Regions from separate parts of the Homo sapiens genome. Here region 2 is linked to region 1. The links are chromatin loops, found by intact Hi-C in ENCODE. Cell type or tissue: PC-9. All regions are shown on one strand. Each heading gives the region's core, and the rest is flanking DNA. Links, peaks and the distances in the headings are about the cores only.

What was found. Hi-C counts contacts between places; a loop is a spot of excess contacts. Peaks named below come from ENCODE experiments on the same cell type or tissue, not always from the same donor. Only the 100,000 strongest peaks of a DNase experiment are listed, where the experiment ranks them.
Region 2: it touches region 1 in a loop (13-fold over the local background); 9 of 110 quality-filtered maps call a loop at or near these places.

What each region holds. Positions count from the first base shown.
Region 1 is chr2:159,169,196-159,184,631 of GRCh38, reverse strand. TANC1 (tetratricopeptide repeat, ankyrin repeat and coiled-coil containing 1) reads right to left here. Exons shown (of 27, transcript NM_033394.3): 9 at 15,260-15,382; 10 at 13,827-14,108; 11 at 12,360-12,511; 12 at 9,448-9,679; 13 at 8,114-8,280; 14 at 5,469-6,076. Among named protein-coding and RNA genes, the nearest start is that of MIR6888, 9.9 kb to the left of the region's middle. In PC-9, for the core only: no CTCF peak of the experiment used is centred there; a DNase peak (open chromatin) is centred at 7,931.
Region 2 is chr2:159,027,879-159,043,314 of GRCh38, reverse strand. The region is part of intron 2 of TANC1 (tetratricopeptide repeat, ankyrin repeat and coiled-coil containing 1); the gene reads right to left. Among named protein-coding and RNA genes, the nearest start is that of TANC1, 67 kb to the right of the region's middle. RefSeq lists an enhancer at 10,815-13,839. In PC-9, for the core only: a CTCF peak has its summit at 7,080 (motif pointing left); a DNase peak (open chromatin) is centred at 7,084; H3K27ac peaks cover 1,268 bases.

The DNA of each region.
Region 1 (15,436 bases), core at 4,376-12,375:
ACCCATGGGCTGATCCCAGGATTCATTCTGGCCCAGTTCATGTCAGTTGGGAGCCACTCTCCCAACCACAGGCTAAGTCCTCCTAAGTCTCCCAGTTGGCTGAGCTCTGTGGCCAGGCCAACCGTGTCCATCACAAAGACACACTAACTATCACTTTACAGGGTGATGACCACACACCCCTTGGTGGCCGGGCCTAAAGTTTCCAGTGCTCCCAGCTGAGCACAGGGCATCCCACCTCTCTGAGGAGACAACTCCCCATGCCACTGCTCCCCACCTATACTCCTGCATACCCTGCCCATAGTTCCTCCCTGCCCTCCTGTTCTTGAGACCAAGCAATCCCCTTCTAAGACAATCTGCATTCATGATTCTGTTAATTTCCAAAGCTTCCAGGTATCAAGCTCTTACTCTATGCCAGATGCAGAAACCTAATTGAATTATCTCATTTACCTGCACAATCCTGTGACTAAGTACTATGACCCCCATATGCTTATATGAAGAAACAGAGGCCTGAACAGGTTAAGCGACTTATGCAAGACCACATGGCTAGATGACAGAACAGAGATTTGAACTAAAGTTGGTCAGACAGGAGAGCCTGTGCTCTTAACCTGCGGAGCTTGAGTCCTCCATTCATTCACAGCTACACCTTATCACTGGCACCACGTCTGACGGGGGGATTCTATGGGGGAACAATGCAAGGTGCTTCCATTGAGAAGCTCTAAGCAATGGGAGGGGACACGCAAACGATATGCAAGTCAGTTAACTGGGTGCTGTGAACAGATTCCACGGGAACAAAGAGGAGGCAACCTGCCCCGTCACTCAGGCCCCGGTCCCTCCTCCTTACATTCCCAATTTCTCCTTCTTTATGGATCTTTCTCCACACTATCTCTCAGTGATGTTTCTGACAATGTTCCAATCTCCTGTGTTATTAAAAAACAAACAAACAAACAAAACCACCCGCCCCCTAAGCCCTTCCACCTCCCATCCCAAGACGCTGGCTCCCTCCTCTCTCTCCTCTCAACCCAACAGGCGGAGTCTCCTAAGGATCCAGGACCCTCCTCCCTCACTGAAAATCCAATGGCTTCCTCTTAACCGTCATTTCCCTTCACCTCTTGGCAACACTTACATCCGTAAGGTCCCTCCCTGAAACCCTCCTCCACGCCCTGGAAGCCCAGTGCTATCTTTTCTCTAATGACATGAGCTTCCTCACCGAGTCATGCCAGACACCTCTCCATCAGTGATGCTAGATCTTCAACTGTCAGCTTCTCCTCCAACCTGCCGACCCGCCCTGGCGCTGGAACCTGTCTGCCTGGGACAGACGGCTATCTTGCAATCTCAACTGCTGAAAACTAAAACCAGCTCTGTCCCTGCAAAGCCTGCCACATACCACCTGCCTTTCTTACCCTTCCCAAGAGCAATGCCACACCTAGTTTCTGGCTCTTCTTCCTCTACTCTGCCCATGAGGCCAAGCCACAAGAGCTACCTCATGTCAGCAAGGCCCGTCTCTAACCCCAGTCCCCCCAAGTCCCCACTCCTGACTGCTATAGTAGGCCCTATACACTCTGTGCCCTGCACACTCCCTTCTGCCAGCTCTTTCCTCTCCTCTGTTCCATGAAAAAAGGTCAAGTCAAACTAGATTTGCTGTTGCAGAACACGGCCTGCTCATTCTGATGCGACGTCTTCAATAGCTCCTCCTGTCTGCAACAGCCTTGTTCTACCTACTAATACCTATTAACTCCTCGAGTTAACAGAGAACAGAGCTAATAGGGGACTGTTCCAGATGAGACTTCCTGTGCAACCCCAAAAAACTGATGGATCTTAAAAATGGTCATCAGTGGCTTCTAGTGCCTACAGAGACATGACAATGTCATGCGCCTCCTGAGAGAGGTACTCACCACCACCTACTAAGTGTCCTTGTTTAAAAATATAGAATCTGAACAAGCCTCTAAACTTCACTACCAATTTATAGGAAATAGGGGTGAGAGGAACACATGAAAAAACATGAGGACACAAAATTCAGATGATGGGAAACTATACAGGATGAACTACCCAGCTGCCCTTTTTAAACAAATAAATTTTGAGGAAAAAGAAAAAAAGATGAGGAGAGAAACTATAGATTAAGAGAGATAATCGAATGCATTTTATGGACTTTTTGGATCCTGATGTGAACATACTAAAAAATAGAAATTTGAGCATGGCTAAATGTTTAAGATTATTAAGAATTTGCATTAATATTTTAGGTGCAGTAATAGCGTGGTTAAGTATGAAAATATCTCTAAGATGAATATTCAGTTATTTAAAGTAAAATGTCATGTTTACAATTTAACATACTTCAACAAAAAAAAAGGAAACAGATGTAGCAAATATTGCAAAATGTAAATATGTTTAAGTCTAGGTGATATGAATGAAAACTCTTTCTTTTTTTTTGAGACAGTTTTGTTCTTGTTGCCCAGGCTGGAGTGTAGTGGCACGATCTCGACTCACTGCAACCTTCGCCTCCTGGGTTCAAGCAATTCTCCTACCTCAGCCTCCCAAGCAGCTGGGATTACAGGTGCTTGCCACCACACCCGGCTAATTTTTCTTTTTTTTGTATTTTTAGTAGAGACTGGGTTCACCATGTTGGCCAGGCTGGTCTCGAACCCCTGACCTCAGGTGATCCACCCATCTCTGCCTCCCAAAGTGCTAGGATTACGCACGTAAGCCACCGCACCCGGCCAGACTCAAACTATTCTTTATCTTCATAATTCTATTTCTGGAATGCTAACCTAGGGCATAATCAAAACTAAGAGAGAAGAAAGGAAAGAAGAGAGGTAGTACATCGTCTTAAGATCTGATTTAATAGCTACCAGCACTCAGTGAGAAGACACTCATTTTTTATAGATAAGGAAGGAAGGCATGGAGAATTAAAATATATTTCATGCAGAGAAAAATATACAAGAATCAATGGAAGATTTGAATCCAGACCTGCAAGGCACCAAGACATGACAGGTTGTTCTGTTTGTAAGTAATTTAGAAACAACTTAAAAATCTAACGAGGGGGCCGGGCGCAGTGGCTCACGCCTGTAATCCCAGCACTCTGGGAGGCCGAGGCGGGCGGATCACGAGGTCAGGAGATTGAGACCATCCTGGCTAACACGGTGAAACCCCGTCTCTACTAAAAATACAAAAAGTTAGCCGGATGAGGTGGCGGGCGCCTGTAGTCCCAGCTACGTGGGAAGGCTGAGGCAGGAGAATGGTGTGAACCCCAGGGGGCGGAGCCTGCAGTGAGCTGAGATCACACCACTGCACTCTAGCCTGGGCGACAGCGAGACTCCGTCTGAAAAAAAAAAAAAGCAAAAAAATCCAATGAGGGTATAGTGAAGTACATAATAATTTGCCTCCTAGGAGTTTTGCACAACCATGAAAAATGAAAATGACACTTTTCTAAGACTTCTAACAGCTTAGTAAGGTGCCCGTGATGTGTTAAGCAAAAACCCAGATAAGAATTCCAAGAGAAAAAGAAGATTGGTATATCATTTAAAATGCTACAGAAAGAGGCAGAAATAAAAAATGAACTGTCTTTGTCTGAGGGTTGAAATTTTCTGCTTTTATAATTAGGGCAAAAATACGACAACTGGGAGTTGGGGAAGAAATGCTACCATTTTTCGAGGCCCAACCCACCATCACCATGTTTTAAAATCACCTCCCCAGGCCCCTTTACTTACGCTGGGAGCTTCTCCCTCTTGTGAGGTCCACATGAAGTGTGCCTCCCTCTCGCATATCACCTCCTGCCTCCCCTGCCCTGTGTGGGAAGCCCTGAGAGCAGGGTCCTTGTCCCAACAATTGGTGTCTGCCACAGTACTTTGCACATAACTGCATATAACAAAAACTGTTGCTGAACTGAATCCAGTAGCTTCCTTCCAACATTGTTCTATATCCTCTCAATTGAATGAAGCTCAAATACTACAGGTGTCTTGGGAAAATGGCAACAACTCGCACCACCCAGGAGTGGGTGCTTCCTTAAATTCTGCACCCTTGGTACCTCTCTTGCCTCCACCTAGTCCAGGTCCTGCCCCAGGGGATGTCCCCATGCCTGCTTTTAAGAACACAGTGGCATTCAGGAGCCCACAGGCACCCACCCTAGCTCTGACCTAGGCTACATAACCTCAATGCCCACCAATACCCAAAATGAAGCGAAGCTTAATGAAGACTACAGTCCAGCCACTTTAGCCTCCAACCCAGTAACAACCTACACTCCTGATGGAGTCTTTCAATTTGTTTTTATGTCTCTACAAACTCAGCTATAGTCAATCTTCCTAGAAAATGACTGGAATTTCCCTAGAAAGTAATCTGACTTGGCTAGAAATGTCACAGCACATGTTTCACCTAGCTATTATGGTCTGGCTAAATAACCTGGATGTTAGTTTATTGCCCCAAACCAGGTTCAAAAGATAACAACAAACCTTCAGCCAGTGTTACTGAAGAAAATAATAACAGCCCCAACATGAACAGCAGCCAGGCCTATCAGGTGGATGTTCAGTCAATATTCACAGGGAGGAAAGTGGCTGTGAGGCTCCCAGGGCTCACCAATGCTTGTTCACCTCTTCATTTCTGGATCCCAGCATCTGGTCAAATGCCTAAGGGGTCAGCTGAGCAGCTTGCCAGCCCTGTTACTACAGCAGGGGGCAATTCTGGCTCACAGATAGCCGAAGCCACTCGAGACAGCAGAGACACAGGCCAAAGCCAGGGCCAAGTGGAAGTTGGGGGCTTGCCATATACATATCTGAACGCATCTGCATCCTCAAACTTTCTGACCTCTCACACTGTTACCAAGCCACACAGCAGACAGGCTTCCTTCCCCATCCCACTGTGATAACAGCGGCCCAGGCAGCAAGGAGAACTGCATCCCAGCCTGGTCCAGTCCACCACACAGAGCTCATCCACAAAGGGTGAAGGGTGTGGAGCGGGGAGGCTAGATTGGATCATGGTGCTCCCTCTGGGCTCACAGATATACCTGATCCCTGGGACAAGTCACTCCATGTTCAAGGGGTGGCAGGGGAGTGGAGGTGCTGAGGACCCATGACAGTCTGCAGACACACAGGGAACTCCCTCTAGAGAAGCCCCCTGTTCCCAGGGGCTGATCTCACACATTCCCATGCATGATCCTGCAGAAGCTGGGTGGGGGAGGAGACGGGGCTCCATGAGACAATGGACAGTAAGGAAGGACCACACAGGCACCACCCAGCTTCTCTTTTATCCACATGTACCATCCATAAGGGAGTCCTAGCAATTAGAAGGCAGCTTCTGTATAGAGAATTCCCCATTGCCCATCCTTCTGCCAAAAAGGAAGAAAAATAATAAAACAAAGCAGTAACACTGAATTAGTCATTCTGGATTGCCCTTCCATTGAGACACGTGCATCACATTTAAATCCTTTCCCCAACTGCACACGAGATTCCCTGCAAAGAGCTGAAAGAAAGCGCCTGCCGTACCTGGGCTCACACAGGAAGGCCGTGTTTTCCCCGTCTGCTCTCCATACAAGCCACTCCCTGAAGGACGGGTGGCAGAACATGCGGGTTTTGTCTCGCCTCTTAATGAGGAAGCAGGAGAGGGCGTCCATCCTCTGCTGAAAGTCTTCCCATCCCTGCTCCCCCTGGATGTGGCCAGCATTAATAGCCTGAAAGATCTGCTCGTCTGTCATGGGGTGGAGGGATGCGAGGGCCACGTTGAGAATCGGAAGTGCCCTCTCAAAGGCGGACTGGGTCATGAACTTCATGTTGCACTGAAGCAAATAGAGCTCAGAGAGAGACACGGGCACCACCTTGTAGCTGGCACTCTTAATGACCAAGTGGCCCCTCTGGAAAAGGTCCAGGGTGAGCTTGAGGTACAGGTAGGAGCCGAGGCTCCGCAGCACCAGGTGGCTGCTCACTTTTCCAATGAGTGTGGCATCGGCCTTGCCATTCAGGGAGATGTTGCTGAGGATGTCCTGGCTGCTGTGCACCCTGTGCTGGACGTAGGCGTGCAGGTCACTGTGGATGTCTTTGTTGTCTGGGAAGTCATCTAAGGAAAGCTTGACAAATGGCAGCGCACTTATGATTTCCTGGGGGAGAAAACAAAAACCCACAGTGTCACTCTAAAGAGATTCCTTTTTTATTTTAACAGCATTTTAAACCAGATTCACTAGTTTTGTTTCAAGGAGGATTTTCATGGATTACAGGGACTCATTGTTTTGTATTAAAACGTGTAATAGGATAAGGTGAAGATAAAAAGCTTATGTGAAAGAAATCCTGATGGGAGATGGAATCAGTAAGTGCTATCCTGAGGCCCTCATCCAAGGACCCTGAGCCTAGCAAGCAGAGTAAGAGCCCTGTGCAGACAGCGGCAACGAGGCCAGGGCCAGTAAGGGCAGTGAGACTCTGCAGGTGACCTGATACCCATAATCCTTACACTGTGAAACTGCTTATATAACAAGGACAAACACCAACCAACACTGCACATCTAAGAACACGGCCAGACGCCAAGATAAAAGACATCCTTCTTTATGCAGCAAACACTGGGGCTGTGTAACCCAATCAGGAAATCTGAGTCTGCCCCTGGGCTGTGTCTCAACGACAGCGCATCTTAACAAAGCTGCCTACTTTGGTATAGCACGTTATTTTATGAATTGCTTTTTTAAAGTAAACTTTTAAATTGAAGTCTAACAATGAACATATGATTTGTGTACAAATGACAATTGCACAGTGTCACTAATTTTCACTAAGTCAAATATACCTATGTAACCAGCACCCAGAAACAAAACATCCTCAGCTCCCAGAAGCCTCATGTGCCCTTCCCATCTCTTCCCCATTCCAAAGATTAAGCACATCTGACACCTAAAAGCAAAGAAGAGTTTTGCCTTTTTAAAAAGACTTCCCACTATTGTTTCTGAAGTATTTAAATGCACGTGCTCATTTAATATAACAATGTAGATAAAGAGGGCAGAATACAATTATTCCCATTTTACATGGATGCTATCTGAAGCTCTGAAAACTTACACAGCTGGGAAGAAGAACGTAAGATTCCTGGTTCCTATGATCTACTGATGGACAAATTGTGCTTACTATGTAAAAAATGACTGAAAAATATACAAACTGAATGTCCAAAAAACACGCATCAAGTTCAACTGAGGTCTAATTTCAGTTTTTATAATGAAAAAATTCCAAATGCTGTTTTTAAATAAATATCATAAAAGGGCAAAAATCAAAACCTAATGTCTAAAAGTCTTCACTGAAAAAGGATAGGTATAGAAGGAGTCAATGGTTAAGACACAATTTCAGGGTTTAAGTGAGGAAGAAGATGGAGGAGAAAAAAAAAATCACCCTACCCCTCGCTGCAAATGTTACCTCATGCTTAAGTTTTGTGAAAAAATAGACCTCTGGGAATAGGCCTTAAAAATGTTTCACCTTCAGCCAGGCACAGTGGCTCATGCCTGTAATCCCAGCACTTTGGGAGGCCAAGGTGGGTGGATCACCTGAGGTCAGGAGTTGGAGACCAGCCTGGCCAACATGGTGAAAATCCGTCTCTACTAAAAATACAAAAATTAGCTGGGCATGGTGGCAGATGCCTGTAATCCCAGCTACTCCGGAGGCCAAGGCAGGAGAATCACTGGAACCAGGGAGGCGGAGGCTGCATTGAGCCGAGATCATGCCACTGCACTCCATCCTGGGTGACAGAGCGAGACTCTATCTCAAAAAAAAAAAAAAAAAAAATCTTTCACCTTCATTTTTCCCTTCAAAAAAACACAAAGCCCCACAGTAAACCCTTGCAAATAACTACCAGCAGGAGTAGCTTTAAACTCTGGCAGGCCTCTTGGCCCCACACACTCCATGACGGTAACCAGGGCTAGATGCCACCATTTGAAAAGTGAACGTGCAATTCGATGCCAACAGGAAACTTACCTGACATCTTGATAAATATACCTGGGGCTAAAAAGGTCAGAGTTTCACCCAAGTCTGGCTCTCTGGACTAGTTTTTCAAATTCTTAACATAGTTTCCAATTCAAGCAGCTGAATGGTTTACAACAGTTTTACGTTATTAACATTTATCACTGTAAAATTGGAATGGGGACTTGGAGAAAGATTTGAGAATTCTTTGTTACCTGAAAATTTGCTCTTACAGTCACAATCAACTTCAACCAGGCAGGAAATTTAGAAATAATTTTGGTAATAAATGAAGAAAGCGTATCTCCATAATCAGGTTTATGAAACTCAGCTTCATTTAAGCCATCTATCAAAATAATGTATTCTTCTTCAGGAATTTTCTGCTCTACAGGATAAAATAATTTTTTCAAATTAAGAAATTATACATTTCTCTAAGACAGCAACACCCAGTGTATTTTAGTGCCCAGTTTAGTGTTAGAAACTAAAAAGGTTTACATATGGCACAAGAAACAGTTTTCACAGAAGCATATTTTCTATTAAATTTATAATGAAAACTGGAGCACAGAGCCAAAAGAAAACCAATTCTCACAAAACAAACATATTGCATGACACATGTTAGCAGAATCTCACTCGTGTATATAACACAGTTAGCTCTTCATAAACCACTGTCATTGGGGTGGGCTACACAAAGATAATGAACACATACAGAGGCCCAATCCGGAAAGGTCACTAGGTCCCCCCATGAGAGCTCCCCAGTGGATTCCAGGGAAGGGAAACTGACCCCCTCGCTGCCCCCAGCCCAGGGCAAACTGCCCTGGCCAAGCCATACAACCAACACAGCGTGAGAGCTCCACGCTACCGACTCCTCCAACAGGGCTCTTCTCTGCGAGCCTGAATCTGGTTTTCTATTTATTAGTGCTGATTTTCTGCCCAGGCAATAGAGAAGAAATGATGACATATCTGTTTTCTATCCCTCTAGCACCTTCCAGCAGAGGTGCCATGTGGGCAAGTAAACAAGCTCAAAAGGTGAGGAGTCCAGGGCAGAGAGGATGGGAAACTGAAGGGCCCATCAGGTCACTGATGTCCATTACCTTGTCGGGGACAAACAATTAAAATGGAAACCTTTAGAAGTCACTTTAAGGTTTCAATTCAACTGAGCAGAGGCCCTGACAAATATATATGCTGGAAAATTCCTCCAAATAATCCACTTATTCCCTCAGATACTTAGGAGTGCAAAATACGCAACAGTCTTCTGTGGTGCAAGTCACCTAAACAGCCCACACTTACAAGCTGACTACTTTGGAACTGCTCAGTCATCACATTCATTCTTATCAGGGTGCTTCTTTTAACACTATACCATAGGGGTGGTGTAGGAGCGACCTCATGGGGCTGGTTCTGAGAAAGAGGAGTGGATGGGCACGGAGGCTTCGACATCCTCTCCATGCTCCACCTCACTTCTACCCCAGCCCGGCTGACCACCTGCCTTCTGGGGACCACCTGTGTCTGCTGTACCACTACTGAGATGGGGCTGTGGGTAGCTGCTGCGAAGTACCATTTCTCAGGTTTGTGAGTGGCTCCAGCACTCCCCTCTTGAAAGCTGCCACCGGGTCCTGCACACAGGATCGGAGGCTCAGCATGCTCTGTAGTTGGGGCTCCTTTATCAGAAGGTCTCTGTAGGCGGCCAGCTGATGGGACCGGCAGAGCAAAGCTGCGATGCTGTGCACAAACTCGGGCACCAGGCAAGTGTACGTGTTGTCAGCCTGGCAGTAGTGGTAGGCCACCACCTAGGGGGAAGCAGAACCGTCAGCATCACCTCACCCTCTTCACACAGCTCCTTCTGCAATCTCAAACAGGAACACAACTCTGCCCATTCGCTGGTAACAAGATACATAGCATCTATTCCCCAAGACTGGGTCATTTGTTAGCATAATTGTTCCATTTATTCCTTCCTTCACTTATGTGGTTTGCAGACCTTTAACTGCATCCACAAAGCCATCTTGATTAGCATAAAAATCAGCACAAGTTATTTTTTTATTTTTGTATTTAATATAAACAAACAGCATTCATAAAACCTAAAACCTACCCTGGCTTACAGCAGCTCCAAGCCATCCTAATATTCTCAACATCAAAAAGTGCCATCTTCACTAGGTTTCTGTTCTCAAGAGCAGCGGCACCTCTTTAGGAAACCCTTTTGCTGATCCCAAAAGGCAGATGATAAACCCAGTGGCTGTGAGACCGGGGCTGTAGAGTCACAGCAGCTCCTTCTCCTGGTCAGGAGGGTCAAGATCTTGGCCCCTCCCCACACCCACACTGCATCAAGGGACACTGTGGAGGAGTTCTACAGGGGCACTGTCTGAAGAATGAAACCCGAAATCACCAAATCTCTGCCCATCGTGTGGAGAGATAAGTTGGAGTTGAGAGGGAGCTGCCCAGGTACTGAGAGGAAAAGGAATGGTCCCTGTTCCAAGGGACCTGCAGTGTCAGCAGGCTGTTTGTGAGAGGGACCCCACGAAAGGGCCAGACGCTGAAGTGTTGGGAATGGGAGGCGTGCTATAGATAGAAGAAAAATCCAATACTTTTCCAAAGGAGGATGATAGGAGAAACACAAGTAGAAGGTAAGGAAGGAAAAGAAGAGCAAAACACTCGTGCCAAGAGCTACCTGTTTTTTGGGAGTATCTGCCTTGCTGCTGTCCCACTGGGTGCGGCAAGCGCCTGCAGGAAGTAGGACAAGAACCACTAGCCACAGTTCATCACTGAGGGCACCAGACACTGAGGTTAGATGCCTTGCCAACCTGACACAGATAGTCAGGGATGTGGGATTAGATCCCAAGTCTGCAGACTCTTTAAAAGGCAAGTGGCAAAAGTAAATGTGCAACAGCTTTTCTCTGGCCAACCTGGAGTTGCCATGAGACTTTTGGTTTAGATTAAATTTATCATCAACAGAGGAAAGCTGGCTGCTCTCCAACTCTCACCTGGACAGAAATTAGCAGGGATACATGTGAGGATCCTGTAAGCTTGTGCAAACCATCATGAGATGTCCAGTACCACAGTCTCACATGGCATTTGACAAAAACAGCTTGGCAACCCAACAGTGGGTCATGAAATCTATTTATTTATTTATTTTATTTTTTTGAGATGAAGTCTTGCTCTGTCACCCAGGTTGGAGTGCAGTTGCACAATCTTGGCTCACTGCAGCCTCCGCCTCCTGAGTTCAAGTGATTCTCCCGCCTCAGCCTCCCGAGTAGCTGGGATTATAGGTGCCTGGCACCATGCCTGGCTAATTTTTGTATTTTTAGTAGAGACGAGGTTTCAATATGTTGGCCAGGCTGGTCTCCAACTCCTGACCACTGGAGTGATCTGTACGCCTCGGCCTCCCAAAGTGCTGGGATTACAAGCATGAGCCGCCAGGCCCGGCCTTGAAATCAATTTAGAGCCACAATTTTTTAAAAAATAAACTTAGGAACACTAGAGTGTATTATAGGATATAAGAATAAACATAGTTCTAAAATGCTTTAGTTATGTGGGTGATTATGTGTGAGTGATCTCTAGTGTAAGATGTATCTCTTATGTGGGTCACAGTCAATGGAGTTTGAAAATCACCATAAGCAGGGATGGCTTTGAAGTCTGCACTACATCACTCATCTCAAATCACCCACTCATGACTAGAGGACTGTTCTGAACCAGTGGTCAGAACCATCAGGGGTGATGGCGCCAAGAGCAGTCATCATCCGGAAAGCAGAAGGGACGGGGATCTGGTGCAGGGCAAGATTCGGTTCAGCTCCCCTCACCAACCTCCCCACAGGGCCTCCTCACAAGGTGTCCCCATGGCTGCTGGCTCCAGCAGCTCTCCAGCTCCACCGACTCACACCACTGCTGCCCAGGGAAACTTAAGTAGCTCACTAGGAGCAAGGGATGTAACTGCTTTAATGCAGGAGTGCGGTTGGTGAGCCAGTGATGGGTGCTAAGCAGAAGAAAAACTTCAGAAAGACCTTGATGATCACAAATTTAAGAAGGGAAAGTTAGCCAAGGAAGGCTCTATTACAACTTCACGAGAAACCTCTGTCAGAAAGCCAAGGAAACCAAAGGCCTCAGACAACAGAGTGCAGGGGAAGAGGTCTGGGTCAAGTCAAAAGCTCCCAATTTCCTGCTCACATACCAAATTAGGAAGAGCACATGCAGATAAGCATGGATTTGTGGCGAGTGCACATGCTACCTTCTGCTGCCTTGAGGAACTCTTTCAATCCATTGTTTAAGATGGATCAGGTCCACTGCCAATGTCTTAAAACAGATACTTACTGTCATTCACACTTTTACTTGGAGAACTGTATCACTATTTCATTAAAAGCTATACTTTATCATTAAGCAGTTGTCTCTGTTTTAAGCTCCCTTTTCCAATCTACTTCTCAGAAACCAAACCAGCAAATCTCTCTATGTGGAAGGCTCCAATAAAACAAGAAAGATTACCTTAGAAGCAAGATATTTCACTGCATCCTCTCTTGGTCTCTGGTTTTCAGCACTGATAGACCCAAGAGGTGTTTTAGCTGTGCTGGAAGCACTTGTGGAAGAACTCGGTGAAAGCAACGGAGTGAAATGAAGATCCTGAGTGGGGTCAGAGGCTGCAGAGAAAGACCCATTTCATTATGTACATCACAGTAGGAGCAGGGTGTGGTATTGAATATATTTCTTGATTTGTGCCAGGGCATATTTTAATAAGCAAGGAGTGAACATGGTCCAAAATTCAGAGGTCCACATGAGAGCACAGGTTCCCATCTGTCTGCCACCCAACTGGTTCCCCTCCCTGGAGAACAGCCATCAGTGTACTGTTTCCAGTTTCCTCTATTAAATTTTTTTTTTCTTTTTCTTTTTTTTTTTTTTTTTTTAAGGCGGAGTCTCACTCTGTGGCCCAGGCTAGAGTACAGTGGTGCCATCTCGGCTCACTGCAACCTCGACCTCCTGGGTTCAGGTGATTCTCCTGCCTCAGCCTCCCAAGTAGCTGGGATTACAGGCACCCGCCACCACACCCAGCTAATTTTTGTATTTTCAGTAGAGACGGGGTTTTACCATGTTGGTCAGGCTGGTCTCAATCTCCTGACCTTAGGTGATCTGCCCATCTTGGCCTACCAAAGTGCTGGGATTACAGGCATGAGGGCAGTGGCACAATCCCAGCTCACTGCAGCCTTCATTTACTGGGCTCAAGCGATCCTCCCACCTCAGCCTCCTGAGTAGCTGGGACAAAAGGCAGGCACCACTATGACTGGTGAATTTTTTGTAGAGACGAGGTCTCCCTATGTTGTCCAAGCTGGTCTCAAACTCCTGGGCTCAAGCGATCCTCCCACCTCGGCCTTCCAAAGTGTTGGTATTACAGATGTGAGTCACAGCGCCTGGCCTATTAAATTCTTTTGTGTCTTAAAAATCTCGCATGATTCACTTGTTCACCATGTTTAGAGTGGGTTTATTGCATATGAAATAAACAGTAAATAGTCAAACATTTGGCTACTCTATCCTATGTCTTTATAATTTTGGAAAATCCAATACAGAAGACGAAGGCTGTGCCAAACAGGGTACAAAAGAACTCCACATTAGAGTCCATCTGAGCTTGTTCTACCAGGAGCCCAACCCCTTGCTCTTAGGGCCCCAAATTCTCCAGGACACTTGATCAGCCTCACTGGCCCATCTCTGCCTGTATCTAAAGGAAGAGGGGGTTACAGTTCAGGAGGACATCAGGGAACACTGGCCTCGCCCCAGCTTACAGCTGAATACACATCATGATGGAGGGACATATTGAAACAGTTCACTTCACACATGATGGCAAACCTGATATAGTAGCTGCAACAACTTGAGGAAAATTGGTATTTTATGTCTATGTGAACAGCAATTTCCTCCATCTATCTTATGTTAATAAACTAGACAAGTAATTAAACATGCACGTACTTTTAGGTGATGAACCCGGGCTGTTGGAAGCAATCTGCCTCATGCGGCTTCCGTGGCAGCTCAGGGCCACCAACTTGGAAATGATTGCCGTCTTCCCAAATCCCACATTGCCAACCACCACCGCGCCTCTGTTTTCTGCCAGTTCTGTGTTCCTCAAGTTTTCTTCTATCTGGTGAAAGAGCCAATCCCTTCCCACAAACACAGAGTCTGTTGTTATGCTTGGTACTTCAAACAACAAGGGTTTCAACAAAATGTCTTGTGGCTTGTAGGGAGCAAATCGTGCTTCAAAAGAAGAAAAAAAAATTTTAGAAAAATGTCATAATTTTATAAACTAAGAAACTCAAATATTATTGCTTGTGTGTTACACTAAATCCTTAGCTTTACCCCCACTAGGATCTGTCTGTAAGCATTTCCAATCTCGTTCTATTAATACTTCTGTAATACCTCAATTACCATACCCTATTGGACCTATTGGACCAATAGGAAACTAGAGTGTCCTATTGAAATTACTCTCTAGTCTTGTCATGGCTTTGAATTATTCTCAGGACTCAAGGCAGACACACAGAGGATTAGAGAAAGCCATGTGAGGGGCCAAATCATGTCTCATTGGTTCATCTGGAACTGCATTTAAGACGTGCTTCTTCCCTGCTGTATGAATAAAACAGAAACATGTTTTCCCTAGAAATAGGGCTCTGCTCTCATCCAGGTGTGATGACTCTGCCTGTACAGTGAGGCTGCTGTGTACCTCACACAACTGTGTTACAGGTAGACAGAGAACATGGCCAATACAGTCCAAGTGTTTTTTTTTTTTTTTGAGATAGTTTCACTCTTGTTGCCCAGGCTGGAGTGCAATGGCACGATCTCAGCTCACTGCAACCTCCGCCTCTTGGGTTCAAATAATTCTCCTACCTCAGCCTCCCAAGTAGCTGTGATTACAGGTACCTGCCACCATGCCCAGCTAATTTTTATATTTTTAACAGAGATAAGGTTTCACCACATTGGCCAGGCTGGTCTCAAACTCCTGACCTCAGGTGATCCACCTGCCTCGGCCTCTCAAAGTGCTGGGATTACAGGCATGAGCCACCGCGCCTGGCCTAGTCCAAGAATTGAAACAAAGCTTATACTTTATTAGTAATAAACACCTAATGAGTGTTAAACTACCCCTCACTTCAAAACTACCCCTCACTTCAAAATAACTTACTGCAGAATTACTTTTTCAATTCCAGAAGCAAGTTAATCACATATTTTAAAGGAAGAAGCCCCAAACTGTTGAGGATGACCTCTTAGCACACCTCACAGATATGCTTTTAGCACAAACACACTTTCCATCATGTTATAAACACAGTTGGCTTCAATGCTGGTTATCACAGACTTTCAAAGTTACTGACTGAGTTAGTCATAACCATTATCGCAGCTGATGCCAGGATAAATACCTTTAACTTCCTGTGCCCTACCTCCGGCCGTATTGTGCCATGGTAATCTAATTGACGTCCGTAGAGGAGCATTTCTCTGCCCGTCTAAATAACTCAGATCTTCCAATTTGGTTGAGCTTGTTGCTGTAATATTAAACTGAAGTTTAGTATCTTCAAAGGTGACTTTAAATTTCATAC
Region 2 (15,436 bases), core at 3,974-11,973, 140 kb after region 1:
TCCTCCCAAGAAGATGACCATAGAAAGCTGGCAAAAGAACTGGAAAAAAGAAAACCCGTCAGCACTCTTCCCTATGAGACGAGAGGCACAGAGTTTATCAACACCAGCTCTGACCTCCCCAAAAATCCCAAAGCAGCAGTAATGGAGAAAAAGACATCACATGGACATACTGTCAAGCCCAGTAAAAGCAGAGTGACCGGGGATTGGCAAAACCAAGAGAATCCATTCCTTCCTCAGATGCTCACTATCCAAGCTGAGTCAGGACATCAACTGAGAAGCACCTGCTCTTAAGCAAGGTACTAGATGCATCCGGTTTACCACCACTATCTCAGGTTTTCTGTTTATGTGATGCTAATAGGTTTACAGCCCAGTCCACAACGAAATGTTTTAAAGGTTTAAGATAACATGCCAAGAACCTCTCTCAAACCCTTAGCATGCTGAAGTCCTCCTAAGCACCTCCTTCCCCTATCTCCTGCCTCACCCCTCAGGAGTCCCAGGTTTCTACGAAATTCACCATTCCCAAACACACCACTCAACTTCACACCTTTGCTCTTTCTCTTCCCTCAACCTGAAACCCCCTCTCTCTCTGGAAATTAGTCATCCTCCAGGTACAGCTCAAATATCACCTGCATGCCCACACCACCCCCCACGGAATCTTGCCAGCCCTTTCTCTGTGCTCAGAACACCTGGTTGGCCTCTGAGTTGCAGCACTGGCTTCGTTCTGCCTGAGCTCCCCTCCTACCAGTCTCTCCAGGGCTGGTCTTCCCTGGTGTCATCCACCACCCTCCCGCTCTCACTCTCATCACAAGCAGAAGCAGATGCTCCATGCACGCTTGCTCATTGAAAGATTCCAACAAGGAGCTCCTGTGACTGACCCAGAGCCTATCTCCCTGGGAAGTGTCCTTTTCACTGCTACACGTCCTGGAGAACATTCGTTTTCAAGGGTGCTCTCCATGTTCAAACACACCACCAACTAGGCTCCTGCCCAAGTCAATCCTGCCGGGCTTCACTGCCAGAAAGAACGGGATCATGTGCAGTCACGTTTGGGCCAAAAAAACCACCTTGGCAGGGCACCAGGGTGCTAACAGGTTTGTGCGTGCCGAGGCTGGGTGGAGGCCTCTCCTCCTCCTAAGTCTGTTTAATGAGGAGCTCCAGAAGACCTGCTGCCTTCCCCACCAGGACTTCAAAGATGAGAACGGAGAATAGGAGGTTTCTCTGGAAGGAAACCAGGGAGTAATACAGGGGATGGGTTCAGCCTTTCCCTGACTTCAGGGTCAGCTGAGATCTCATTTGAGCCAAGCACAGAGGAGAACCCTACATGAACCAGGTGGTCACCCCCATGTCAAATGCCTAATGTTTCCTCAAAAAAAGTCTCAACTCGAACATGGGGTAGGGTTCCAAGATGGCTGAATAGGAACAGCTCCAGTCTTCAGCCCGCAGCGTGACTGACACAGAAGACAGGTGATTTCTGCATTTCCAACTGAGGTGCCTGGTTCATCTCAGCTGGGACTGGGTGGACAGTGGATGCAGCCCACAGAGGGCAAGCCAAAGCAGGGCAGGTCATCACCTCACCCAGGAAGTACAAGGGGTAGGGGAATTCCCTTTCCTAGCCAAGGGAAGCCGTGGCAGACTGTACCTGGAAAATCGGGACACTACCACCCTAACACTGCACTTTTCCAACTGTCTTAGCAAACGGCACACCAGGAGATTATATCCTGCACCTGGCTCAGCGGGTCCCGCTCCCACAGAGCCTTGCTCACTGCTAGCACAGCAGTCCGAGATCGAGCTGCAAGGTGGCAGCCTAGCTGGGGGAGGGGCATCCACCATTGCTGAGGCTTGAGTAGGTAAACAAAGCAGCCGGGAAGCTCGAACTGTGTGGAGTCCACCGCAGCTCAAGGAGGCCTGCCTGCCTCTGTAGACTCCTCCTCTGGGGGAAGGGCACAGCTGAAAAAAAGGCAGCAGAAACTTCTGCAGACTTAAACGTCCCTGTCTGACAGCTCTGAAGAGAGCAGTGGTTCTCCCAGTACAGTGTTTGAGCTCTGAGAATGGACAGATTGCCTCCTCAAGTGGGTCCCTGACCCCCATGTAGCCTTACTGGCAGACACCTCCCAGTAGGGGCCAACTGACACCTCATACAGCTGGGTGCTCCTCCGAGATGAAGCTTCCAGAAGAAGGATCAGGCAGCAATATTTGCTGTTCTGCAATATTTGCTGTTCTGCAGCCTCTGCTGGTGATACCCAGGCAAACAGGGTCTGTAGTGAACCTCCAGCAAACTCCAACAGACCTGCAGCTGAGGGACCTGACTCTTAGAAGGAAAACTAAAAAACAGAAAGGAATAGCATCAACATCAACAAAAAGGACATCCACACCAAAACCCCATCTGTAGGTCACCATCATCAAAGACTGAAGGTAGATAAACCACAAAGATGGTAAGAAACCAGAGCAGAAAAGCTGAAAATTCTAAAAACCAGAATGCCTCTTCTCCTCCAAAGGAATGCAGCTCCTTACCAGAAATGGAAAAAAGCTGGACGGAGAATGACTTTGACTAGTTGACAGAAGTAGGCTTCAGAAAGTCAGTAATAACAAACTTCTCCAAGCTAAAGGAGGATGTTCAAACCCATTGCAAGGAAGCTAAAAACCTTCAAAAAAGATTAGACGAATGGCTAACTAGAATAACCAGTATAGAGAAGACCTTAAATGACCTGATGGAGCTGAAAATCATGGCACGAGAACTACATGATGCATGCACAAGCTTCAGTAGCCAATTTGATCAAGTGGAAGAAAGGGAATCAGTGATTGAAGATCAAATGAATGAAATGAAGCGAGAAGAGAAGTTTAGAGAAAGAAGAGTAAAAAGAAACGAACAAAGCCTCCAAGAAATATGGGACTATGTGAAAAGACCAAATCTACATTTGATTGGTATACCTGAAAGTGATGGGGACAATGTAACCAAGCTGAAAAACACTCTTCAGGATATTATCCAGGAGAACTTCCCCAACCTAGCAAGGCACGCCAACATTCAAATTCAGGAAATACAGAGAACACCACAAAGATACTCCTTGAGAAGAGCAACCCCCAGGCTCAAAAATAAAGGGATGGAGGAAGATCTACCAAGCAAATGGAAAGCAAAAAAAAGCAGGGGTTGCAATCCTAGTCTCTGATAAAACAGACTTTAAACCAACAGAGATCAAAAGAGACAACGAAGGCCATTACATAATGGTAAAGGGATCAATACAACAAGAAGAGCTAACTATCCTAAATATATATGCACCCAATGCAGGAGCACCCAGATTCATAAAGCAAGTCCTTAGAGACCTACAAAGAGACTTAGACTCCCACACAATAATAATGGGAGACTTTAACACCCCACTGTCAATATTAGACAGAACAATGAGACAGAAGGTTAACAAGGATAGCCAGGACTTGAACTCAGCTCTGCACCAAGTGGACCTAATAGACATCTACAGAACTCTCCACCCCAAATCAACAGAATATACATTCTTCTCAGCACCACATCACACTTATTCCAAAATTGACCACATAGCCGGAAATAAAGCACTCCTCAGCAAATGTAAAAGAACAGAAATCACAACAAACCGTCTCTCAGACCATAGTGCAATCAAATTAGAACTCAGGACTAAGAAACTCACTCAAAACTGCACAACTACATGGAAACTGAACAACCTGCTCCTGAATGAGTACCGGGTAAATAACGAATGAAGGCAGAAATAAAGACGTTTTTTGAAACCAATGAGAACAAAGACACAACGTACCAGAGTCTCTGGGACACATTTAGAGCAGTGTGTAGAGGGAAATTTATAGCACTAAATGCCCACAGGAGAAAGCAGGAAAGATCTAAAATTGACACCCTAACATCACAATTAAAAGAACTAGAGTAGCAAGAGCAAACACATTCAAAAGCTAGCAGAAGGCAAGAAATAACTAAGATCAGAGCAGAACTGAAGGAGATAGAGACATAAAAAACCCTTCAAAAATAAAATAATAATAATGAATCCAGGAGCTGTTTTTTGAAAAGATCAATGAAATTGATAGACCGCTAGCAAGACTAATAAAGAAGAGAAGAATCAAACAGATGCAATAAAAAATGATAAAGGGGATATCACCAATGATCACACAGAAATACAAACTACAATCAGAGAATACTATAAACACCTCTATGCAAATAAACTAGAAAATCTAGAAGAAATGGGTAAGTTCCTGGACGCACACACTCTCCCAAGACTAAACCAGGAAGAAGTTGAGTCCCTGAATAGACCAATAACAGACTATGAAATTGAGGCAATAATTAATAGCCTACCAATCAAAAAAAGTCCAGGACCAGACGGATTCACAGTCAAATTCTACCAGAGGTACAAAGAGGAGCTGGTACCATTCCTTCTGAAACTAATTCCAATCAATAGAAAAAGAGGGAATCTTCCCTAACTCATTTTATGAGGCCAGCATCATCCTGATACCAAAGCTGGGCAGAGACACAACAAAAAGAGAATTTTAGACCAATATCCCTGATGAACATCGATGCAAAAATCCTCAATGAAATACTGGCAAACTGAATCCAGCAGCACATCAAAAAGCTTATCCACCAAGATCAAGTGGGCTTCATCCCTGGGATGCAAGGCTGGTTCAACATACACAAATCAATAAATGTAATCCATCACATAAACAGAACCAAAGACAAAAACCACATGATTATCTCAATAGATGCAGAAAGGTCTTCAACAAAATTCAACAGCCCTTCATGCTAAAAACTCTCAATAAATTAGGTATTGATGGGATGTATCTCAAAATAATAAGAGCTATTTATGACAAACTCACAGCCAATATCATACTGAATGGGCAAAAACTGGAAGCATTCCCTTTGAAAACTCCCACAAGACAGGGATGCCCTCTCTCACCACTCCTATTCAAGAGTGTTGGAAGTTCTGGCCAGGGCAATCAGACAAGATAAAGAAATAAAGGGTATTTGATTAGGAAAAGAGGAAGTCAGATTGTCCCTGTTTGCAGATGACATGAGTGTATATTTAGAAAACCCCATCGTCTCAGCCCAAAATCTCCTTAAGCTGATAAGCAACTTCAGCAAAGTTTCAGGATACAAAATCAATGGGCAAAAATCACAAGCATTCCTATACGCCAATAACAGACACAGAGAGCCAAATCATGAGTGAACTCCCATTCACAATTGCTACAAAGAGAATAAAATACCTAGGAATACAACTTACAAGGGATGTGAAGGACTTCTTCAAGGAGAACTACAAACCACTGTTCAACGAAATAAAAGAGGACACAAACAAATGGAAGAACATTCCATGCTCATGGATAGGAAGAATCAATATTGTGAAAATGGCCATACTGCCCAAGGTAATTTATAGATTCAATGCCATCTCCATCAAGCTACCAATGACTTTCTTCACAGAATTGGAAAAAACTCCCTTAAAGTCCATATGGAACTAAAAAAGAGCCTCCATTGCCAAGGCAATCCTAAGCAAAAAGAACAAAGCTGGAGGAATCATGCTACCCGACTTCAAACTATACTACAAGGCTACAGTAACCAAAACAGCATGGTACTGGTACCAAAACAGAGAGATAGACCAATGGAACAGAACAGAGGCCTCAGAAATGACATCACACATCTACAACCATCTGATCTTTGACAAACCTGACAAAAACAAGGAACACGGAAAGGATTCCCTATTTGATAAATCGTGCTGGGAAAACTGGCTAGCCATATGTAGAAAGCTGAAACTGGATCCCTTCCTTATACCTATACAAAAATTAATTCAAGATGGATTAAAGACTTAAATGTTAGACCTAAAACCATGAAAGCCCTAGAAGAAAACCTAGGCAATACCATTCCGGACATAGGCACGGGCAAAGACTTCATGACTAAAACAATTTTGGCAACAAAAGCCAAAATTGACAAATGGGATCTAATTAAACTAAAGAGCTTCTGCACAGCAAAAGAAACTACCATCAGAGTGAACTGGCAACCTACAGAATGGGAGAAAATTTTTGCAATCTACCCATCTGACAAAGAGCTAATACCCAGAATCTACAAAGAACTTAAGCAAATTTTCAAGAAAAAATCAAACAACCCCATCAAAAAGTGGGCAAAGGAAATGAACAGACACTTCTCAAAAGAAGACATTTATGCAGCCAACAGACACATGAAAAAATGCTCATCATCCACTGGTCATCAGAGAAATGCAAATCAAAACCACAATGAGATACCATCTCACACCAGTTAGAACGGCGATCATTAAAAAGTCAGGAAACAACAGGTGCTGGAGAGGATGTGGAGAAACAGGAACACTTTTACACTGTTGGTGGGATTGTAAACTAGTTCAACCATTGTGGAAGACAGTGTGGTGATTCCTCAAGGATCTAGAACTAGAAATACCATTTGACCCAGCCATCCCATTACTGGGTATATACTCAAAGGACTATAAATCATTATACTATAAAGACACATGCACATGTATGTTTATTGTGGAACTATTCACAATAGTAAAGACTTGGAACCAACCCAAATGTCCATCAATGATAGACTGGATTAAGAAAATGTGCCACATATACACCATGGAATACTATGCAGCCATAAAAAAGGATGAGTTCATGTCCTTTGTAGGAACATGGATGAAGCTGGAAACTATCATTCTCAGCAAACTATCACAAGGACAGAAAACCAAACACTGCATGTTCTCACTCATAGGCGGGAATTGAACAATGAAAACATTTGGACACAGGGCGGGAAACATCACACACGAGGGCCTGTCATGGGGTGGGAGGATGGGGGAGGGATGGCATTAGGAGAGATACCTAATGTAAATGATGACTTAATGGGTGCAGCAAACCAACATGGCACATGTATACATATGTAAGAAACCTGCACATTGTGCACACGTACCCTAGAACTTAAAGTATAATAATAATAATTTTTTACAAAAAGCCTCAACTCACGTTCAGCGACAGCTTGCAAATGCTGCAAGAGCTTCTAAGCACCCTAGGTTTTTCCTACATAAGGTTGATGACCTCACTGGCATAGTATCTAAGCATTCACTGCAGGACAGCACCACCTGGTGAACAGTCGTAGCTCAAATACCTGAGGTTTCCCAGGACAGGCTCATAAAAGGGAGAGGGCCCTGGCAGCCAGGAAGGGAATCGTCTCCCAGCTGCTGCATGTCCTTCAGCCAAGTCTCCTTTCATAAAGCACACCTCAGCAGAAAAGGGAGACTCCTCATCTGTCCTAACCACAACCGACAGACAAGTATAAAAGAATACCCATCACAGCCCACAGCACGCCCACTCTCACAGCATGCCCGCTCTCAGACCCTCTGTCCGGAGGACCCACAGATGCGTGTGCACCCTTAAAATTAAATCTAACAGGTCATGTACACATAGACATGCACTTTCTCTTTGGCCTCTTCCCCACCTACAGCAACCCATTTATAAAACTTCTGTAAGGGCAGCAGGGGAAAAGTCCTTTCTGAGTTTAAAGCTACAAAGGCACCACTATAAATTACAGAGTCGCAGAGATCTCAAGGAAGGCAGCTTCCTGAGAGGAGGAAGACTGTCCCTCCAGCCTGTTTTTGTGGTGATGAGATCACAGAGTTTAGATTCTGTATTTGGTCCTACATGGGTTTTAAGGGCCTTCTTTAGTAATTACAGAAAGGAAAAAGGAAGGTCAATGAGACCAGAGAAACTGAGTGGTGTTTGAGAGGTTACTTATAACTACAGCGAGATCACCTATCAGACGCAGAAAAGAAACTATGCCTTGAGATTTTTGTTGTTGTTCTTCAGAATAAATTTTAGATTAGCAAAAAAATTATGAACTTTTACTGTTTTGGCATTCCTGTGTTCAAAGGCCTTTTTCAATGCACAACCCAGCATTTGGGCCCATGATAGTTTTGAAAAAATGAGCATTACACCACAAAATATTCTCATGTAAAAGATGACAAAATATACTTATTGTGGGAATTTTTCTGAAACCTAAAACACAGGAGGTTAGAGACTAGCTGAATGAGAATTTCAAATGCCCATCAATAGCTTTTTCTTTTCAGATCTAATTTCCCACTGACTCCTTCAAAAAAAAACTTCATAGAGAATTATTACAGTTTACCTCGTGGTCATCACTTTCTTGCAAGGATGAACAGACACACTTCAAATTTGTTTATCCAATAGAAGTATTCATCAAAAAAATTTTTTTTCTCCCAAGTACCCTTCTAAAGCCTAGCACTGGGCCTCCTCAGACCACAAGACAAAGGCTACTGTATGTGTTCATGGACCAAAGCATGTCTCCATCGATTCCATGTGACGGTCCAAATCCTCCAGCTGTAAAGGGTTCTGCAGCATTGAACACTGCTTTGACTACAATGTGAGGCCCAGAGAGGCTAAACAACGTGACAAAGACCACTCAGGCAAAGCCAGCGTCGGTGAGTTCGTGAGGACGTTCAAGTCACACTCAACCACAGCACAGTGGAAACAATACCACAGAAATCCTAAAGCAAATAAAAGAAAGCTCTTCTTTCATGTTGAATGCTGCTATTTAATAGAAAGCAAGCTTACATAACAGAGGAAGATGGGAGGAGGAGAACTTCATGGGGATCTGTCCTACATTTGGGGCTTGAGTAGCAAAAGGCATTAAAACATACCAATTTCCATCCCAAATCTTTCAGCTTCCATTTCCATGAGACAGGTGTCCTGCTAGTACTGTTACACTATCAACCGCCCTGAGGTGGTTTTCCATCCCATGGCCCATGAGAATCTCCTAGGTAGCTTTAAAAATTCTGAGGCCTAGAAAAAGTGAAACGGGATCTCTGGGAATAGGGCCCACTGGCGCTTTTCAAACCCGACCAGTTGATTTTAATGTGTAGCCAGGATTGAGAGTCACTACACCTGACCAACTCCCAGCTGTTTCTTTTGTCCTCCTGATGGGGTCAGGTGGGAAATATTTATGCCTCAAAAACAGGGGAGAGAGGGAAAAGCAAATGGACCAGGGAAGAGAGCTGAAGAAAGTTGGAGTGAATAACGATTTGTAGGTGATGATCGCTGGAGTGGGTGCAAGGTGTGGCCCAAGGGAGAAGGCAGGAGGAGGGACAGATTAGGCCATTCACTAAGTGAGCCCTGCATGGCATCTGCATTGAGTCCGGCTGCTTTGGCAGGTAGAGGCAGGGCCAAGAGGCAGCAATTCAAAGCTCATCTGTAAAGAATATTTCCATTAAGTGTTAACTATATGAGAAGTGATATGATGGTTTTCAGATGTGAGGAATTTACTGCACCACTGTATTTGCCACTATGATTTCACCTGTTCTTCTAATAGTCCTGATAGGGTTTTTGTTTTTGTTTTTGTTTTTTACTGAGGATCCATATTTTCTTGCTCACCAAGTTTGACAAAGCACAACGCATTCAAGGATAACTACTAAGAGCCACAGTGCCTGAAGAACAGAGCTTTCCTTGGTATAAAACCAGCTGGCGCACATGCAGGTTGAATGTGACCTTGATTTCATGAGCATCATGATGTTTTCAGATGTGACAGAGGCTGGATAAGAAAGAACCTGGGGTGAAGCCTGCGGGAACACCGGCTCCATCTGAGGTGCTAACCCTATTGTCACTCCCATGTCCCGTCATTCTTAGGAATACCTGCTTGCTACCTGCTCTTCTGTAATAGAGGGACAACCACCAGGCTGTTGAGTCTGGATGGCTTCCCCAATTTCTGTCTCTCATGGGAAGGAAATTCATCTGCTTTGCCTTACCCATCCTTTACCAATGTTTCCCAAAGTGTATCCCATCTGTACTAGAGCAACCTGGGCTGCTCCTGGGCACTTCCCCTCTCCCGCAGCCCATGGGCAATCACACCTGGAGCCCAAGAGACTGCATTTTCATCAGCCACACAACTCAACAGTCTGTGAACCGGTCATACATTTACGATTCTTCCTTTGAAATGAGTTCCTCAGTTGTGCTGCTACATCTGTCCCTAACCTCTGCCACTTCCTAACTGGTGATTCACAAATTCATCCATGGCCACTTACTTGAATCCCACTTGGATCCCACCCTCCCGACACCAAGCCCCTGACTTAAATCACTCTTCTCTGAACTCACACAAGATGCAAAACCACTGCTTTTAATCGGGAGTTTCAGGTCTGTTTGTTCTCTCTCCCAACCACAGACTAGGCTTCTTGATGGCAGGCTCCATGACATCCCACTGAACCTTTTGCAGGGCTCAGTATATTTAGGCTGTACAAACAGTGGCTGACGGACCGGCCAAGGCTTGCTCAGCCCTGGGTCTTCCTCCGTTGAGCTTCTTCTCATTTTCCCTGAGAAAACTTTCACTCTTTCCATAACAAAATTGATTCAGGCAAGAGTAGGAGGAAAAAAGGGGGAGGCCTATCAAAGACAGAAGTCATATGCTGCAACCTCAACTTATCCAGAAAACACCAAGAACCAAGATGCAAATAAGTCTTCAAAGCTGCCAAAATCTGGGGCTCAGTTCATGCACAATGCAGAAGGGAACTCCTAACCCCCACACCAACCCCCAACACCTCTTCACAGGCTCTCCCTCAGAGCCCTCCCACTGTCTTTCAGATTCAATTCTAACAGGAGAGAATATGTGGTTTCCCAGACTGTTGTAAGTTAAGAGAATGGAGGGACAGTGTTAGATCTGGGCACAATGACAGCCCTGAGAAGCTGCGACTGACAGGAGAGAATCTGTAAAATTCGAAACAGTAGATTACAGGCTGTTATATTTTAACAGCCTTTCAATCCCCAAATGCATGCAAGGACGCCAAAAAAAAAGCATTTTAAAGCAGCACAATTCTTGGCTCTGAAAGGTGACCCTGGGCACCAAGAAAAGGTTACTTTGCTCACAGTGTGTCTCTGCCACTATATCCAGGAGAGATATCCACATGGCTAACCTCAGTCCACAAGATCCAAATGTCCTCAAAAATAGGAATGGGGACTGTATCCAACTGCAATGTGCTGTCTCTGTGTGGTCTCTAACACCAACGGAAACCAGGACAGGCTTTCTCAAAAGCACTGCCATTCTGATCTGGAATATTCCATCTGAGTACTCTCCCATTCATTATTCTCATCCATCTTTTCTTACGGTATCTGTGAGTAAAGCTCCTCACCAGATTATAAACTTCTTTGAGCAGATGGACTATGCCTTTGTATTAATGACACGCCCCCTATCTCCTCCTAAGTCACCAATGAAGCCTTCTGAATCTTTGCCAGTTCAATCTGCCCCAGATACCCCAGGGCCATATGACCTTAGGGAAGAAGGTATTTGAATGAGAGTGTTTTTAAACAGCCTAAGCGTTTCTGTAGTCTCTAAAGGTATTAAGTTTTCAACTTTCTTAAAGATGATAAAATTGGTTTAAATGTTAGGATTCTGTGATCAATAAGGCAAGCTTCAGTTGACTTTGGAATCTAATCTGTATGACATACAGAGCCAAGGAATAAATTCTGTACTGTTATGCATGCCCATGTGAACCACAGAGGCTAGGGTGAGTTTTCCCTTGCTCTAAAGCAACCTCACCTCACATATCTTTAATCATTCATCTACTCAGAATGGATTATTGGGTGACTTCATATTTATTTCTTTTTTCCAAAGCTCAGCTTTCTGATTTATATATTTATTTCTCGATAAGTAATAGCACTCAAAAGCACCAATTTGCTTCAGGCTTGGTAAAGAGTACTTTCATGAATTTAACTGACAGTTCTGTAATATAGGGTTATAATTTACACTTGGGAAAAATTGAGGAATTTGTTTTGTCTAAATTGAATTTAAAACTACATCCACTTCCAGATTCACATAAGTAATTCTCAGTTTTCAAGCTCATGATTGAATATGTACCTTACACCCTAAGACCCATTCACTTGCAAGCAGGCTGAAATGACCTACCAGGACACTAAAAACCTCTCTATTTAGGTCTAGGCTGTCAGGACATCCAGGCCTGGCCTGTTGTTTTCAGTGTCCATGGCCCTTCCTTCCCCACAGCTGAAGCCTCTTAACCCTTGCCCCCACACTCCCCTTGCTGGCTCAACCCAGCGGGAATTTCTAAGATAGAGATTTAAATAGCTCTGGCTAAGTTGCTCTTGCTGCTTAACAGGCAGGCCCTGACCTTGTATCCAGTAACTTGGCTTTCTTGCTCCTGCATTCCACAGGCCTAAATCACCCTCTAGCTCAGTTCTGATAAGGAGCCTGAGACCCTCTCTGGATAATCTGCTGCTAACTCCTCAGGGGCTGAGGAGCTGCCTTGCTCTTGGCAATCTTCCAGGGGACTGGAGGTCACTCTGACTCCATATGGCCAGAGAAGGTCTGGGGACATGGGTGCCTGTGTCAGGCTACTCATATACCCTGAGCCACCAGCCCTGAAGACCTCAGCCCCTTCCTCCTGACACCTGGACTCCCTCCCAGCTGCAGTGGCTGGATCTGCTGCCCCCAACTCTGAGATGGGGGTTCCAAGCCCAGTGCCTCCGGATGCATTAGGAAATGACTCATCACAAAAAGCTGAGGGTCCTCTGGCCAGAACACAAGTCATGAGATCTTGATCTTAGCTGTCAAAAAATGTCAAAAACAAAACCCCAACAACAAACTGAGAAAACAGGATCTCTCTTTTCCTGGAGAATTCAACACCCCTATGTTGGCTTTGAGTATGCTGAAGCCACTGAATCCTCTTTTACTAGTTCTAAGGCGAAAACTGAGGAAAATCAGAGAAATGGCTACAACTGTGTCTTCTCTGAATAGAGGAGAATCAGAGAGCTTCTTATCAACCACTTCAAAGCTAACATCCATGATTATTGAAATTACAACTATGAAATAACTTCTGTCCTAGGAAATCAAGTCATCTTCTAAAAGAAAAATAAATGTGTATGTGCATTTTTATCAATATACTTTAAAGATCCAGACAAAAACCCTAGCTGGTTAAAGTGTACTACACTTTAGAATAACATAAAAAACAGCAACCTTCATTTTCTGGTCAAAGATTATTTTTGTAATACCTAGTAATTTCTACAAAATTCTAGCATTTTTTGCTTTCTACCACCATTCCGTAGAAAGACATTCCCCCCTTGGCTTTATATCTTTGCTTTTTGATCTTGTTAACAATCCAGAAAATTCCAACCTTGCAATTTTTTTTTTCACCCCGGGAAGGAATAACACACAGTCACTTAAAAACCAAAAGCAGTGTCAACACTTCTCAATGACACAGCTGCTGTGAGTGACCAGTGAATAAAAGGGTTTTTGTGGGGAAATGTTGACTTCTCTCCAAAATAATTCTCAGTGTTATTGAAGACATGATCAAAAATAGTAGAGGCTGGGTACAGTGGCTCACACCTATAATCCCAGCACTTTGGGAGGTCAAAGCAGGAGGACTGCTTGAGAACAGGAGTTCAAGACCAGCCTGGACAAGATGGCAAGACCCCATATCGCTATGTTAAAAATACAGGCATGGTGGCACATACGTGTAGACCTAGCTACTTGGGAAGCTGAGGCAGGAGGATCACTTGAGACTAGGAGTTCAAAACTAGCCTGGGCAACACAGACCTCACCTCTACACAAAATTTTTAAAATTAACTGGGTGTGGTGGCAAGCACCTATAGTCTTAGCTACTCAGGAGACTGACGTGGGAGGACTGCTTGAGCCCAGGAGTCCAAGATTATAGTGAACTATGATTGTGCCACTGCACTCCAGCCTGGTTGACAGAGCAAGACTGTCTCTAAAAAATAATTATAAGGCATTAGTTAAGCAAGAAATACTAAGTACTTATGATAAACCACAGTGAAAATACTCAAACTATATGGACACTTGGTTTCAAAAGAGGGTGCCTAGACAGGAAAGAACCCACTCTGTATGCCATGCATTACATGGAACAATGCACATGTTCCATATTACAAACCTTTACTTAAAAAGTGAGGCATACGATCCAACAATCTCATTTCTGGGTATTTATCCAAAAGAACTGAAGTCAGGATCCCAAAGAGCTATTTTCACTCCCATGTTCATTGCAGCATTATTCACAATAACCAAAGTGTAGAAGCATCCTAAATATTCACTAACAGATAAATGGATAAACAAAATGTGATATATACACATAATGGATCATTCCGCCATAAAAAAAGGAAATCCTGATACATGCTACCACATGAATGAAACTTGAAGACATCACACAAGAGAAATAAAACAGTCACAGAAGGATAAACAGCACACGATTCCACTCTTATGAGGTATATAAAGTAGTCAAACTCTGCTAGGCACTGTGGCTCACACCTGTAATCCCAACACTTTGGGAGTCTGACTTGGGAGGACCACTTGAGGCCATGAGTTCAAGACCAGCCTGGGCAACATAGCAAGATCCTCATCTCTATAAAAAAATCTACAAATTAGCTGTGTATAGCAGCACATGCCTATAGTCTCAGCTGCTTGAGAGGATCACTTGAGCACAGGAGTTTGAACTTACAGTGAGCTACACTCAAGCCACTGCATCTAGACTGGGCAACAGAGTGAGAGACCCTATCTCAACAATAATAATCATAATTAATTAATTAATAATCAAACTCATAGAAGCAGAGCAGAATGGTGAATGCCAGGAGCTTGGGGAGAGAGGAAAATGGAGAATTGTTGAAAGAATATAAAGTTTCAGTCACAGAGGATGAAATACTTCTAGAAATCAGCTGTATAACATTGTGTTTATAAGTTAACAACACTGTACACTTAAAATTTTGTTAGGAGTTAGATCTCATGTGTTTTGTTTTGTAACCACAATTTTTTAAAATATGAGGATACAAACTCAAGGATTCAGATTACATTAGCTTCAAAGTTCTTGTCCTTTCTACTGTTTCATTTTGTCTACACACAAGAGAAGTATAAACAGTAAAGAATAGGCCCGACATGATGGCTCACACCTGTAATCCCAGCACTTTGGGAGGCCAAGGCGGGCAAATCACTTGAGGTCAGAAGTTCGAGACCAGCTTGGCCAACATGGTGAAACCCCGTCTCTACTAAAAACACAAAAATTAGCCAAGTGTGGTGGTGTGTGCCTATAATCCCAGCTACTTGGGATGCTAAGGCAGGAGAATCCCTGGAATCTAGGAGATAGAGGTTGCAGTGAGGTGAGATTGCACCATTGCACTCCAGCCTAGGCAACAAGAGTGAGACTCCGTATCAAGAAAAAAAAAGCAATTAGCATATACTATGGTTTGAATGTGTCCCCCAACTTTCATGTGTTGGCAACGTAATCCCCAAATTCATATGTGGAGTGGAGGTGAGGCCTTTGGGAGGAAATAAGGATGAGATGAGGTCATCGGGATGGGGCTCCCATGATAGTACTGGCGGCTTGAAAAAAGAGGAGAGACTTGAACTGACATGCACGCTCTTGCCCTCTCGCTGCGTGATACCTTCTACCACGTTATGAAGCAGGAAGAA